Regions from separate parts of the Mus musculus genome. Here region 2 is linked to region 1. Evidence: chromatin loops called from intact Hi-C (ENCODE). Cell type or tissue: heart. All regions are shown on one strand.

Region 1 (2,500 bases):
TCCACGGGGGCGCGCCTGCCGCCGCGTGCCCGCCGCCGCGCGCGCTCCCGAGCCCGCAGCCGAGACTGTTACCTTCGCGGTCCTCACTGGAGGACGGAGAGTCCCGTAACCCTCGGCCGCTCGTGGCCGGAGACAGCTGCGGCTGCTGTGAGTGCTGCTCAAGGCGAGCAGACCTCCGCGTCTTCATCTCCTCGGCTTCCTGGGCTCGCCGCTGCCTCCGTGGTCGAGAGCGAAGGTTGTAAGCGCTTTCTCTCACTTCCTCTCCCGCAGAAGCCGGCCGGAACTTTTCTGGCGGGGTTCGTCTCCCCCCCGGAGACCTTTCTTTGGCCGCCCGGGGCTCGAAGTCGCCGTACACTTCTGCCGGCTCCTCTGAAAACCTCACTTCCCGTCGTCCGCGGCGCGACGGGTGAGCTCCGTACGCAGGCGCGTCACTGCTGTCGCCATTTCGCGGGTCGAGCCTCCGCCTTCCCTCCCGGATGGGGGCTCTGGGTGTGACGTAGATGGCCCAACCTTCTCCGGGCCCCTCGGCCTGCCACCTTTCTCCCGCCATAGTTGTTTACGTAGCTGGTAGTCGGTTCGTGGCGATAGATTGGCCGCAGATAGATTCCGCTGCGGGTAGTGGCGATGGCTTCGGGGAGGTTGTCGCAGTGGTCAGGGAGGCAGTTGAGAGTCGCCGGGGCCGCCGCCTGCGTCCTCGCTCGTGTGCCACCAACCAGCCTCCAGGCCCATGGTGTGTCCTGAGGGCTGTCGGAGAGGCAGTGCCCGAGCTGGGTCAGCTGCTGCGGGTCACTCCCGCCTCCTGGCTGAAGGCACCAAAGAGGAGGAGAAGGGGGAGGAGGACGTCTCTGTCCTTGGCCTTGGAGGGAAAGGTGGGGGCGACCAGGAGGTGGTAGGACAAGTGGCCTGTGCCAAGCTGCTGATGGCCAGTTGCCCACCACCGGGGGCGCTGGTCCTGGCTCCCAGAGGCTTTGGGAAAGGGCAAGTTTCAGTCCTTGATCCCAAGCTGTTGCGCAGTTCCCCTGCTACTTTGGCCACTCCTTTTCAAATGTCCCTGGGAGGAGAAATGATCAGAAAGGCAATTCTGCATGTCATCTTATGGCGAAAATTATAGTTTCATGGACCTTTATGAAATTGCTTTTACCCAGTTTAAAATTTTTATTCACCTGTTGACCCTTTAAAATTGTGTTTAGTTACACTCTTGGGGTGTGTTTCCATTTTTGAGTCGTAGCCATATCAACCATATTCTTGAATTTTCACGTGAATGGTATACCAATAAGCTATACCCTAGCCCTAAAAAAAAAAAAAATCGATTTTGAGTTTTTATTTGGAAGCCACATAACAGTGATTTTGAAAAAAAACTTAAAAGTATTTGCCTTTTTCCAGTATTTTAAATAATGACCTTAAGTTGTTACTCAAACTTAGACAAATTCCCAGTTACTAGAATTTTCACAAATAGTCTATAAATTTGGTCAGCAACACAGATGACTCAAGAGTCATGTTTGGAGCTTCATTTAGCATTGTTTATTAACTACAAAGAAGGGGAGCCATAAGGAGACAGCTGCCCTTTTTTTAAAGATGTGTGTGTGTGTGTGTGTGTGTGTGTAAGTGAGTGAAAGGAGGGAGGGAGGGTGATCTCTGCCTGTCCTGGAACTGTAGACTAGACTGGCCTCAGCCTCACAGAGATCAACCTGCCGCTGCTCCCCAAACGCTAGGATTAAGGGTGTGGGCCACCACACTTGGTAGCACTTTTTTAGAAAACAAAACTTAAGGAAAAACGAAAGTGATACTCATTCGTGGTAGCCTGAAAACTGGGTGTGGCTTTTTTTTTTCTACAAAACGCTGAGAAGTACTGATAACTTGGTAATGTTTGGCTTGTGTCTTTTCCAGTAATGCTTTGTTTGTAAAGTGCCTATTTACACAGTCAACAATCACAAAAATTCTTTAATAGATGTACAGCAGTGAAAGGATATAAATTTTTGTAGTGTTTATATTCTAAGCTCATAAGGCAGTGTGTGCAACAGATGACTAAAGACACCTGGGTGCTGGCTTGTTAAACTCTGGTTTGAAGGATACATGAAAAAGAAAGTGAAGAGGTTCTATACATAATTGGTCAATCAGAGAAAATGAGAGGTTACAAAGATTATTGGATAATTGGCATGTGCTTTGTTTTGTAATTAAAAGTACTTATAAAGTAGTTTTATGAGTGGCTTTTTCAAAGAAAAAATAAGGATGTTAAAGTTTAGAGGCAGTTAACTTCGCATTTAACATAGATTTGCTTAGGATTTTTCCCTCTTGCCTAGGTCATAGGTATGTGTCATCTTTAGAAGCTGTCACCCACACCTAACAACTTTGCAAAAAACAAACTTGGATTACTATGAGTTAAAGCCAAATTCTTGTCAAACCAGATATTCTGCTGTAGGTGTTTTCCAACCTCTTTTGAGCCAGCCTTGAATATATTCTAAAAGATTATTATAGACAGTAGATTCATTTCCAGTATTAT
Region 2 (2,500 bases), 220 kb before region 1:
CCACTCCTGCTCCCCACCCCTCCCCTTACCCACCCCCAGCACCCTTGACTTGAGTTAGAAAGATGTGTGTATAGCAGGGAATCTTTAAGCTGTAGAGAGGAAATTCTGTCGTGTCCACAGTACAGAGTCTACTATTTAAGCACTTGGTCTATAATAATTACCATTATTATGTTCCCTCATCTGCAAGTCTTAATTTTTCAATATTTTAACATTCCTATAATACAGCACACTTTAAAAATCCCTATACGTTTGGTGGTTTTCTTATCCTGCTACCCCTTAGGCTGTAATTAAATGAAGAGTGGGTCCCGTAATTGGCATTTTAGAATGGAGGAATAGCCAGACCAGTGACTGGAGCATGGAGCACGGGCCAATCACACACCACAGGCATACATATAGTTTAGTCTCATGGGCTTAAAGGCTAAGGTCTAAGCGAGTCCAGACCCAAGGAGAAGAGAAATAAGAATGTGGCCTGGAAGCTAAGGTGCTAGAGGTAGCAGGTCAAGAGAAGCCTGGACTGGACAGGCAAAGAGGAAAACCACCCGATGAAGACAGACATCTACCTCATAGGTAAGGATGAGAAAGGAAATGTGTATACCAACTATGTAACTTGCCACGGGGGGTGGAGAAAAGTGGTGGGGGCGGTAGAATGAATGCCAACTCTCTATCCAGCACTGTTCCACCTCGACTACTAGGGAAGTTGGCAAGAAGGGATCCCTGGATGAGGAAGGAGGCTGCTACAAAGCTGGATTGGAGAAAGGCTCAGAGAAGAGCACAGGGAACAAGAAAACCCTCTCGAAGGATAGAGACAAAGACTTGTCAGAGGAAGACGCAGGAGCAGAGGACTGAGGGGACGCGGCCAGGGAGAACTTAAAGGCTATGGATTGGGGGAGGGGAGGGACTGCGATGGACCAAGGAAGCCGCGAGGGAGGGGACGAGCTAGCGGGACGGTTGGCAGGACCTGCCGGTGGGTCGGGGAAGGCCTCCACTTCTCACCTTTCACGTCGTTAGCAAGCTCCTTCCACGTCGGGGCGAAGGCGATGCAGTGGCCACACCAGGAGGCGAAGAACTCCACCGCCCAGGCGCTGCTGGAGCCGAGCACAGTGGGACGCACCGAATCAGCATCCAGCAGCGTCAGCGGGTCAGAGGACGAGTAGAGCACTGAGAGCCGGGCCGCGTAAGCGCCGGGCCCCGAGAAGAGCAGAGGCGAGAGCAGCAGCAGTAGTAGCAGCAGCGATGGCGGCCCCGAGAGGCGGCCGCACCTCCTCATCCTAGGCGGCTTGAATGTCCACCTCCTTCAAGTTTGTGACTAGTCAGTATCCGGAGCCTGCCGCGCACCAACAGCCTCCGCCCCGGAGGAGGAGGAGGAGCTAAGAGGCTCCGCCCCGAGGCGGGGCCGACTCCCGGGACCGCCCCTGCGAGCGTGTGAGCTGCCAGAGCCGGGGTCCCGGTGCTGGTGGGCGCTCCGCGGTTCCCATCCCCCGGCGAGCCAGACCTCCGAGCTGGGTCCGGAAACGAGTGCCGCCCGGGACCTCAGGCCGCACTCGAGGTCGTTGAGGGGGCCGGGGCAACGTTTGGCCGCTCTCGGCCCCCGTATCCTACGGAAGCGGAGTCCGTTGGCATAGTCGTTACAGATTTATCTTGTTCCTGGAAAGTTCCAGGGGGCTCCTTCTCGCAGTTTTCACATTGGGAATTCGAAGTAGGTGGGAGAAAAGAGCCAGGAGGTAGGACATTGTGATTGTCAAGGCCCACAGGAGCCAGAAGCACGCACGCCTCCGGAGGCCCCACCGTCTAGGGAGCTATTGCTGGAGGGCTTCCTACGAGGGGACAGGACGCCCTCTCCCACAGTTGGCTGGGCTCTGCTGCCTTGGAGTCAAGGTTTCTTTGGCATTGACATCCCTCCACCCTTTGTTGGGTTGATTCCTTCAGGTTGGACTCCCTCCCCACAGCTCAGATGCTATATTGCCCTCAGCCTACTCAGCCTCATGCTCCTATGTTCTCTCAAGTATCCGGATCAACTAAGCTTGTGTCCACAAGTAAGAAAGTGATAGTGAATTTTCCTATGGCCACCTTTTGTACCTCGGGTGCCTTGTGAGATATCTTGAAGTGAATAGGTCATCCTCAGAATTGTCACACTGGCCTTTTTCTTTTGTATCTCTGGATTAGTTAGCCCTCTCTGTGACCCCTTGGCCTAGCCCTTAAGGTGTGTTACTCCTTTCCTTCATAAGAAACTGAGTAACGTCTCTGTGCCAGTCATGCACCAGATATTAAGAATGAGGTGATAAAAGACTGAGGGGTGTGGAACTTACAATGGGGACAGATGGTATGCAAGTGAATGTAGGTTGACTGATGACAAATATCAAGGGGAGCTATGGTTATAATAGGAGGTGGTCAGGGACAGGGACATCTGATATTTGAAGGGACCGACCGAGTCAGTAATACCGCTGAAGACCAAATACAGGTTTGTAATCTTAAAAAATAACAAACCAAAGGGCATGGTGGG

The links. Hi-C counts contacts between places; a loop is a spot of excess contacts. Peaks named below come from ENCODE experiments on the same cell type or tissue, not always from the same donor. Only the 100,000 strongest peaks of a DNase experiment are listed, where the experiment ranks them.
Region 2: it touches region 1 in a loop (2.3-fold over the local background); 2 of 42 quality-filtered maps call a loop at or near these places.

What each region holds. Positions count from the first base shown.
Region 1 is chr1:156,035,686-156,038,185 of GRCm38, forward strand. Tor1aip1 (torsin A interacting protein 1) reads right to left here and starts at 795. Exons shown (of 10, transcript NM_001160018.1): 1 at 73-795. The coding sequence starts at 550. Tor1aip2 (torsin A interacting protein 2) reads left to right here. Exons shown (of 7, transcript NM_172843.4): 1 at 1-423. In heart, a CTCF peak has its summit at 941; DNase peaks (open chromatin) are centred at 446, 836 and 1,696; H3K4me3 peaks cover 1,960 bases; H3K27ac peaks cover 2,098 bases.
Region 2 is chr1:155,811,533-155,814,032 of GRCm38, forward strand. Qsox1 (quiescin Q6 sulfhydryl oxidase 1) reads right to left here and starts at 1,367. Exons shown (of 12, transcript NM_001024945.1): 1 at 994-1,367. The coding sequence starts at 1,267. In heart, no CTCF peak of the experiment used is centred here; a DNase peak (open chromatin) is centred at 1,359; H3K4me3 peaks cover 2,146 bases; H3K27ac peaks cover 1,591 bases.